2 separate regions of the Homo sapiens genome follow, and region 2 is linked to region 1. A link is an interaction called in ENCODE POLR2A ChIA-PET data of the cell type or tissue named here. Cell type or tissue: Caco-2. All regions are shown on one strand.

What was found. Peaks named below come from ENCODE experiments on the same cell type or tissue, not always from the same donor. Only the 100,000 strongest peaks of a DNase experiment are listed, where the experiment ranks them.
Region 2: POLR2A ChIA-PET joins it to region 1 with 8 read pairs; 1 of 35 experiments calls an interaction of 5 or more read pairs at or near these places.

What each region holds. Positions count from the first base shown.
Region 1 is chr11:67,407,758-67,412,757 of GRCh38, reverse strand. It overlaps TBC1D10C (TBC1 domain family member 10C), which reads right to left. Exons shown (of 9, transcript NM_001369496.1): 8 at 3,625-3,779; 9 at 2,669-3,351. The coding sequence ends at 3,004. Among named protein-coding and RNA genes, the nearest start is that of CARNS1, 5.4 kb to the left of the region's middle. RefSeq lists enhancers at 1-214, 215-716, 743-882. In Caco-2, no CTCF peak of the experiment used is centred here; a DNase peak (open chromatin) is centred at 2,525.
Region 2 is chr11:68,822,868-68,827,867 of GRCh38, reverse strand. The region is part of intron 1 of CPT1A (carnitine palmitoyltransferase 1A); the gene reads left to right. Among named protein-coding and RNA genes, the nearest start is that of CPT1A, 17 kb to the left of the region's middle. RefSeq lists an enhancer at 1,833-1,892. In Caco-2, a CTCF peak has its summit at 2,047 (motif pointing left); a DNase peak (open chromatin) is centred at 2,079.

The DNA of each region.
Region 1 (5,000 bases):
GATCTTCTGCCAGAATGCGTGCATGCATGCACAGAGTGCTGCGGCTGTGCCCTCTCCTAGGCCACCCTGTCTGGTCCCTGGCTGCTCTGGCTTTTGCCTTGTGGATACAGGGAGGAAAATCAGAGTTGGGCAGCTGCAGCCCAAGCTCAGGATCCTGGGACTTGGGGCAGGCAGGTGGGCGGGTGGTTCTGCTCTGCCCCTGCCAGGAAAGCCTGGACATCACCTGAGGCTAGGTAGGGGTGGGGTGAGGAGAGGCAGTGCTTTGGCTGCTGTCCCGCTGGACTGAACAGTCATCATCATCATCATCATGAGCTGGTAGAGCCCTCTTGAGGCTGGGGTGGGGGCTATTATAATCCCATTATCCGCAGGAGAATACTGAGGCTCAGAGGAGAAGAAAGGGCCTTTCCCATGCAGGTGAGTCCAAGTCTGACCCCTCTGGGAGCCTGGAACAGTGTGGGAATTCAGGGAACCTCAAGTGGGTGGCAGGGCAAGATGGAGACCGTGGGTCCTCCCCGCCGATCCATGGCAGGCACCCATTTGTCCTGCTCCACTCCTTTGCATGCCCCCACTCGTGTCCACTCTGAGGCAGGCTGACAGACATCCCAGGGGCCCTCCCAGCTTCAGTCCCCACACACTGAGTCCTCTCAGATGCATCACTTCCCTTCTCTGAGCCCCCTTCCAGGCAGATCTGTAGGGACTTTCTAGGTTCACTGAGCATGTTTGTGTAGGTTGCTCACTGCACAAAGGCACCTGGGAGAGAGATCACACCCCACTCTGCTACACCGTGCACTCTGGTGAGGCTGCATGTTGCCTGGAGGAGAGACGTCTTTCCCTAGCTGGCAAAAAGGTGCTGTGGGGGCCGGTGCAGCCCTGCGGAGGAGAGCCTGTGAGAACGCATGTGTGCGAGGGTTCACACCCGGAGGGCACTGGGCCTCTTCTGTCCAGCCTGTGAGTTAGGGCTCCCATGCAGGTGACTGATAAGGAAACCTACAGAAGAGCTGCCCAGAAAACAGTCTCCTGAGTAGGAAAGGCAATGACTGAGCCCCAGCTGGAGGGACGCTGCTGGAGACCACCGGCTCCTAGGGTCTGTGTCCAGGGTGAGCCACTGCCACCGCGCCCCCGCAGGCTCATGACAGACCCTCGGCCCAGGGCTGAGGCTGCTGCACCTTGCTCCTCTATTCTCCCAGGCAAAGAGCTGAACTGTGGAGGGCGGGGAGCTCCCAAGTGGATTTCAGGGACAAGTGCCCCCTGACCCCGGCCACCCTGCCCGCTACAGTGCCTGAGATTCCACCAAGACACTCCTCGTCTAAGGATAAGGCATAGTCTACACAGCACAGAGCCTTGCCTCTGCATTCCAGCCGGCTCTGCCTTTCACTGTGGGCCTGGGTGAGGTCCTTGTCCTCACTAAGCCTGTGTCTCTAACAGGGATATCAGGGGCCACCTGCAGAGAGAGGGCCTAGGGGCGGGGGGTCTGGGAAAGGGTTTTGTAAACTACAGGTAAGGAGGCTATTATTAAGTTGCAGGCACCCCAGCGGGGTAAGGAGGAGTGGGCAGAGGAGGCTCTGGAGCGCGCTCTAAATCACGGGAGTCTGGCTATTGCCTCATTCACACACTGAGGGGCTGGTGCAGGATTGGGGGTAGAGCGGGGAAGGAGCAGGAGAAAGCACTCCCAGGGGGCTGCCCAGGGGGGAGCTGCCAGTGGTTGGGGCAGGGCTAAACCTTGGGTCTGCTATGGATAGATAGTAAGGCTTTCTGCAAGTTCCTGCTCCTCCTGAGCCTCAGTTTCCCCCGGAGAAACGACAGATAAGGAAGGGTCTGGGCCGCCATGATTCCCTCTTCCAGGGGTTAGGCTCCTTGGGAGTAGGACAAGTCTGCCCAGGACCCAGGACCTGGCACTTGCCACATAGACGCAGCCTGTGGCCCTGTCGCAAGAACATTCCAAACCCAGAGTCTGACAGGTGACTCCACTGACACCCCACCCAATGGCCACCCCTGGAGCCTGGGCCTGCAGATGCCTCCCATCCATATGGAGTCCTGCCGTGTTCCCCATCGAAGGGAGGGCACTTGGGAATGGACACTGCGGGACACACGCCTGTGTCGGAACCAGCCCTGTTGCCCTGGCGATGGCTCAGGTCCTGGGCACCCACGGGGGCTATTAGTGAGTGTGGGAGGGGGTTTCCATGGTGGCGGTCCCGAGGGGGCAGACGCAGGGCCCAGGGAGGGGTGAGGGCTGGCGGGACCTTTCTCCTTTGTCCGAGGCACACTAGGCCTTTGTTCTTGCCTGGATCCCTTTGACAGATGTGACTAGAACCATGGGTGCGGGGAGGACTTGGGTTAGAGTCCCCCATCCCAGCGAGTACTGAACCACCCTGGAGGGAGGGGAAGGAGGGCAGAAGAGGGGGTAGAGCCCCTGGACTCGCCATCCACTGGGGCGCCCTCCTCCTGCAGGTGCAAAAGCCACTCCTGTCCCCAGAGGCTGGGCAGGGCAACTTTCAATTGGCTCTTATTACTGTAAACACCTTCCCCAGCGGCCAGTGGGCAGCCTCGGTGTGTCCCCAGGGCAGGACCAGGAGAGGGCGGGGCTGGGAAGGGCAGATGAGGGAGGAGGGGAAGGGGCTGCCTGTCTGGGGTTGGGAGGAGGGCATTTGATCCAGCGCCATCCAAGGCATCTGTTCAAGAAGATTTTATTCCTGGTGCCCTCTGGGGTCCCTTGACTCAGCCAACCCCTTCCCTGACTCCTTTGGTGCTGGCTTTGGTACTTGTGAGGGCCTGGGCACCAGGACGGTTCCATGGGTCCTCACGTGCCCCACTCTGTGACCCTCCTCCATGCTAGTGCCTGACCCAGTATGTACCACGGAGGACCTCCTCCTTCCCCACTGCCTGGTCCTTGCCAGGAAGGAAGCCAAGTCCCCGAGTCCCAAGAGTAAAGTGCGGTGCCTATTTGCCGGGCCGGCATCAGCCATCAGGCAATTGAGACTGGGGGACACTAAGTCCATGGTCCTCTCAGAAGCGGGTGTCCAGGAAGGAGGTGGAGCCTCGTTGGGGCCTGGGGGGCCCCTCGATGGGGGGGCCCCGGGCCCGAGTCAGGAGCCCATGGAAAGTCTTGCCGCGGGTCTGGGGTTTCCGCCGCGGTGGTCTGGGCTCCTCCGGGGGCTGCACCACAATCCGAGGCACCTCAGGCTTGGCGCCTCGTCGCACTCCTGCCAGCTGCTGGGCCTCAAAGATGGCTTGGGCCCCGGCGAGGCGGACCTGTGGCCGGGGCGGGGGTCCCGGCGCGGAATCGGGCAGCTGGGCCAGCTGGGCCTTGATCTCCCGCTGCAGGTCCCGCTCTGACAGCACCACGCTGTGCACCTGTGGGGAGCAGTTGGTGCTGCGTTTGCCCGGCCTCAAGGCAGGAACAGGAAACTGTGAGGTCCCCAGCCCAGGAAGTGGCTGAGGACTGAGGGGCTGACAGCCTCACTGGGGAGCCACAGAAAGCCACTGGAGGCCTCAGGTTTTTGTGTTCTCTGAAGCTCAGGGGACAGGAACTAAGTCCCCATTCTCGCTTTGGCTTCCTGCTCTGGGACTCAGTTTCCCCCGTGCAGCAGGGGCTGGGCAAGTCCAAGGAGAGGTGGGGGTACCCACCTGTGACATGAAGGCCTCCTCCTGCAGCTGCGCGGGGGGGATGGCTCGAAGGGCTCCCAGTGTCTCCAGGAGGCCAGGGCAGGCCCCTCGCTGCTCTGCAGTGCCCAGCGCCAGGCGCACCAGTGTCAGCCCCACACGGAACAGTACTCTGGCACCTGCAGGCCGGGGGCTTATTCACTGGGAGGCCGGCCCTGCCCCTCCACAGTTCTGCACCCAAACCTGCCCTCAGCCATATGCCTCCCACTCTCCTGCAGCTCTGCCCTCCCCGGTTCAGGAACAATGACAGAGGGTGGAGTTGCATTTCGGGTAACACAGGCCGCTGTACTGGCCAAGTTAGCCTCAAGAGCCACAGATGCTTTGGGGAAGAGTTACTATCTTGTGAATTTGGTTACTGTCGCCTCCCATCCCCACCCCCGCCAAAATGAAGGTCTTGATCACTTGATGCTCAGATGCCATCCATATCTGGAGCCAGCAAGCACCCAGCAGGTGCCTGTGGGCTCCGGGGAGGAGCACCTCCTACCCTCCCTGAGCCAGTCAGGCCTCCATGTGCTATGATCACCCAGCTCCTACCCCAGGCAGCATCCGGGTGACAGGTGATGTGCCACCAGGCACAGGGCCATCACCTTCAGCACACCTGGTCCCATGACTCGAGGCTCCAAAAGGGAACCCTGGAGCTGGTGAGCTAGCTCCCTGTCCACACCCCAAGGCTCCAGTCCCCTCCAAGCCACCAGCTTCCTGCCAGGAGCCCAGGGCTACTGATGCCTTCACACCAAGCCCTCCCTGGGCCTCAGCTTGCTCATCTCCATGATGAAAGGTCAGGTGGAGCCCTTTAAGGGCCTTTCCAACTTGGATCTGTGACCCTCTGATTCTAGAAAGATCCTAGGCAGAACTGCTCTTCCCTAAGCCAGGAGCATAGCACTCAGTGCACACTCCCCACAGTGTGAGTTTGGGCTAGTCCTGGAGCCTCAAAATTCCTTCCTGGCAGCCTCTGATCTGAGAAGAGCCACCAGGGGACCAGCGAGGTTGAGTGATGATGGTAGGAACAATCACTATTCATACTATCGTCCTTCTGATAAAGGGAGCCTGTGTAGTGTTTGCCCCCAGGTGGGCAGGTCAGGCCCTGCCCAGCTCTGCCCAGCCCTGCTCTCGAGGTCTAAGGCTGGTTGGAAGGTGACCGCATGGATAGCGACTTGGACACCTGTGGCCAGAACTCTAAGTCAGCCAGTGGTCCTCCGCTGTGCGGAGGGCAGGAAGCCGGCTGAGCACACGACAGGCATTCAGTATGCACAGTATGCATATGCTGACTGATTTCTACCACGTTTTAAGGTGCAACCTCCAGACCTCACATATAGAACAGAATGCAGGTGGGTTACCGA
Region 2 (5,000 bases), 1.4 Mb before region 1:
GGCAGCTTGGAACTCAATGTGGACGAGAAGCAAGTTGCAGGACCGCGCACAGAGTAGGCAGCATTTGTGTGTGCCTCGCACGTGTATGGTGGCACTGTATGCACTTGTAGATACTCAAATACGTAGGGAAAGATGAGCCCCGCATTCTGGGGACAGGGAGAGGAGGTTGTATCTATTGCATCTTAGAAATTTTTGCAGGGCTGGGCACCTGTAATCTCAGCAGCTTGGGAGGCCAAAGAGGAAGGACTGCTTGAGTCCAGGAGTTCAAGACCAGCCTGGGCAACATAGTGAGATCCCATCTCTACAAAAACAAAAATAAACAAACAAACTGGTGGGGGTGGGGTGGGGTAGGGGGGACATTCTAAATCAATACAGCAAAATGTTAAATTTGTTGATTCCAGGAGGGTACACAGGTGTTATTCTCTGCTTGCCTGTGTGTTTGCGGTTATCTTATGATTTAAAGCATTTAAGACAGAAAACAGTCTTGCTGTATAATATAGTAAAGTTCACTGGAGCTTGTGTATGTGTATGTTTTGAGACAAGATCTCGTTCTGTCGCCCAGGCTGGAGTGCAGTGGTGTGATCATGGCTCACTGTAGCCTCAACCTCCCGGGCTTGTGTGAGCCTCGCCCTTCAGCCTCCCAAGTAGCTGGGACTACAGGTGCTCACCACCGCGCCTGGTTTATTTTTGTATTTTTAGTAGAGATGAGATTTTCCACATTGCTCAGGCTGGTCTCAAACTCCTGGGCTCAAGCGATCTGCCCGCCTTGGCCTCCCAAAGTTTTTGTGAGGCTTATCTGAGGTCCAGGAATTTATTAGTGACTGGCGTTCTTCCACCTGGACACCCCACCTCACCCCCACTCCTCCTCCCTAAGCACCAGGTCCTTGGAAGAGCTTTGCGCCCTTGGCCCTGGGCTTGTCGTCTGCCCATCCCAGTCTCAGCTGCTCACCTGCCTCACCTGGCTGCTGTCTGTTTCCAGGAAGGTGAGGTTAGCCACCTGTAGTCCCAGTCCTGTTTATGCCAGTGTGGTGAGGCCGCAGACCCGATTTACTTTGAGGAATCCCGTTTGTGCTAAGTAAAGTATGTTACAGAAAGTCACGCTGAGGGCCAGGTTGGTTTTCTTTTTTTTTTTTTGACAGGGAGTCTCACTCTCTCACCCAGTAGTGCAGTAGCCTGATCTCAGCTCACTGCAAGCTCCGGCTCCCGGGTTCACGCCATTCTCCTCCCTCAGCCTCCCGAGTAGCTGGGACTACAGGCGCCCGCCACCACGCCCGGCTAATTTTTTTTTTGTATTTTTAGTAGAGATGGGGTTTCACCGTGTTAGCGACGATGGTCTCTACCTCCTGACCTCATGATCTGCCCCCCTCGGCCTCCCAAAGTGCTGGGATTACAGGCGTGAGCCACCGCGCCTGACCTTTTTTTTTTTGAGACGGAGTCTCACTCTCTCACCTAGGAGTGCAGTGGCCTGGTCTCGGCTCACTGCAACCTCTGCCTCCCGGGTTCAAGCAATTCTCCTGCCTCAGCCTCCCAGTTAGCTGGGAATACAGGCGTGCACCACCAGATCCGGCTAATTTTTGTATTTTTAGTAGTGACAGGGTTTCACCATGTTGGCCAGGCTGGTCTCGAACTCCTGACCTACAGTGATCCTCCCACCTTGGCCTCCCAAAGTGCTGGGATTACAGGCCTGAGCCACAGTGCCCGGCCTCAGGTTGGCTTTCAGTGCGGGGGTACATCAAGGCAGGAAACGTGCTGACCACTCTCAGACTCTGGTCTGGGGCCCTCTACTCTCCAGGGCCAGGGAGGGAAGGCGGGTGTGGTGCGAATGGCTTTATCTGGTTACCATTCTTATGAGTTCCTCGGTTTTAGAGACATTAGGAACCCTCTGCCCTGTGTCTGGAGTGAGTGAGGCTGGCCCAGGAGCTGGGTGGCACTCACTGGGGTGGGTTGGCCTCTGTGAAGCCATGGTGCCCGTGTCTTCTGCAGTCCCCCGGCTTTGTTTCCGGTGACTCAGAGGTGGGAGAAGCTGCCACTCTGCATCCACTCCCAGCTGGGTGAAAGGCAGGGAGCAGGTGTGCCCTCTTCTGGGGAGAGGTGAAGTCCCTGCGTGGGCCAGGAGTGTGGCCTCCTGCCTGAAGAGGAAGCACCTGGAAGAGGCTGGCTGGGTGAGGTGGGGGGCAGGCACTGGAGGGAGGCGGGCACTCGGGGAGGCGGGCACTGGGGGGAGGCCCTGCTTTTCCTTTCTCATCCTTTTTACACCAGGGTCATAAAAATCCTGTTGGGTTGGGCAAGCAGGTGGTGACTGTTCAGGTATTTCCAGATTGTGGGTAGTGGGGACGGGGTAAGGGGGCTTGGGCATGGCCAACTTTCCACATGCTCTGGCCCCGGAAACCTTTGCTCCTCCTGGTTTTATCTTCCCTGGCTCCGGATGGGTTACGCCGTTTCTCTGCTGCCAGCCCTGTTGTATTGGGTGGGCTATGGGGTGAGAAGTGTGTGCTTCCCTTCCTGGGAGGTGGGCACCTGGGGCACTTGGAGTATCTGAGGAGCTCTCCAAACATGAGATTTTTGAGCTCCAATTGCAGCAGATGAATGTTTCATTTCATTCAACACATTCTAAAACATCAGGAGATCTCAAATGTGCGTAGAAGAGACACTTACCTACCGGGCTTGCACAGCCCTGCCCTTCACCCGTTCTCACACATGGCTCCTTCCTACCCGTCCCTCCATTTTTCCCACCCCAAGTGATTTTGAAGCAAGTCCCAGATATGATAAAAGATAAAATTAGGCTGGGCACAGTGGCTCACAGCACTTTGGGAGGCCGAGTTGGGCAGATCACCTGAGGTCAGGAGTTCAAGACCAGCCTGGCCAACACGGTGTAATCTGGGCTATATTGAAAATACAAAAATCAGCTGGGTGCAGTGTCGGGTGTCTGTAGTCTCAGCTACTGGGGAGGCTGAGGCAGGAGAATTGCTTGAACCCGGGAGGCAAAGGTTAACGTGAGCCTAGATCGTGCTACTGCATTCCAGCCTAGGCGACAGAGCAAGACTCAACAGTCTCAAAAAAAAAAAAAAAAAAAGATACAATTGCATGTAGCAATATGTTAGGATGTATCAATAAAAGATGGGAACCCTTTTTAAAAATAACCACTGCCTGAGTGCCATGGCTCACACCCACGGTCTCAACTACTCAGGAGGCTGAGGCAGGAGGATTGCTTGAACCCAGAGCTGCAGTGAGCTGTGATTGTGCCACTGCACTCCAGCCTGGGCAGCAGAGCGAGACTCTGTCTCTTAAAAAACATAACCACAATATCTTGTAATACCTAAAAGATAATTCACAGAAATTCCTTAATGCCATGAGGTAACAGTTGTTTTGAATGAGTCTTTTTTTAAATTTAATTTAATTTTAGATTTGGGGGTACACGTGCCTGTTTGTTACACAGGCATTTTGCATACTGGTGGGGTTGGGTTTCTGGTGTACCCAGAGTGCCCTCCATGAAAGGGAAGAGAGTGAACATTGTACCTGATAGGTAATTTTTCAGCCCTTGCCCTGCTGCCTCCCTTCCCTTTTGGAATCCCCAATGTCTGTTATTTCCATCTTTTTTCTCTTTTTTTTTTTTTTTTTTGAGATGGAGCTTTGCTCTTGTCCCCCAGGCTGGAGTGCAGTGGCCCGATCTCAGCTCACTGCAACCTCCGCCTCCCAGGTTCAAGCGATTCTCCTGCTTCAGCCTCCCAAGTAGCTGGGATTACAGGCGTCTGCCACCGCGCCTGGCTAATTTTTGGTATTTTTAGTAGAGATGGGGTTTCACCATGTTGTCCAGGCTGGTCTCAAACTCCTGACCTCAGGTGATCTGCCCACCTCGGCCTCCCAAAGTGCTGGGATTACAGGCGTGAGCCACCGCACCCGGCCTGTCACTTCCATCTTTATGTCTATGGGTACCCATTGTTTAGCTGCCACTTATAGGTGAGAACATGCGGTATTTGGTTTTCTGTTTCTGAGTGAGTTCACTTAGGATAAAGGCCTCCAGTTGCATCCATATTACTGCAAGGGACATGATTTCTTTCTTTCTTTCTTTCTTTCTTTTGAGACAGAGTTTTGTTCTTGTTGCCCAGGCTGGAGTGCAATGGCATGATCTCAGCTCACTGCAACCTCTGCCTCCTGGGTTCAAGTGATTCTCCTGCCTTGGCCTCCCGAGTAGCTGGGATTACAGGCATGCACCACCATGCCCGGCTAATTTTGTATTTTTTAGGAGAGATGGGGTTTCTCCATGTCGGTCAGGCTGTTCTCGAACTCCTGACCTCAGTTGATCCTCCCGCCTCGGCCTCCCAAAGTGCTGGGATTACAGGCGTGAACCACCGTGCCCGGCCAATTTCATTCTTTTTTATGGCTGCTGAATGAGTCCTTAATGTGACCAGAGCATTATGGTGGACAGGATATGGAAGAAAATAATAACATATCCACCCCCACCATCATATATTTGAGGAGAGAATGGTTAGGTGCATAGACATTAAATAGATAACACTTCTTCAGACAGTATTTTTTGGTAACAGCTTTATTGAGAGATTCATATACCATAAAATTCACCCATCTAAAATGTACACTTCGGTGAGTTTGGGTTTTTTTTGAGACAGGGTCTTGCTCTGTTGCCCAGGCTGGAATGCAGTGGTGCAGTCACGGCTCACTGCAGCTTCGAACTTCCAGGCTCAAGTGATCCTCCCACCTCAGCCTCCTTAGTAGCTGGGACTACAGGCACACATCACCGCACCCATCTAATTTTTGTAGTTTTTGCAGAGACAGGGTTTCGCCATGTTGCCCAGGCTTTCAGTGGTTTTTAGTATATTCACAGAGTTGTGCAACTATCACCACAATCAATTTTGGAATGTTTTCATCACCCTAAGAAGATACCCCCAACTCCTTACCCATGACCTCCCTATCTTCCCATCTGCTCCAAGCCCCCGGCAACCACTAGTGTACTTTCTGTCTCTGTAGATTTGCTTGTTCCAGAC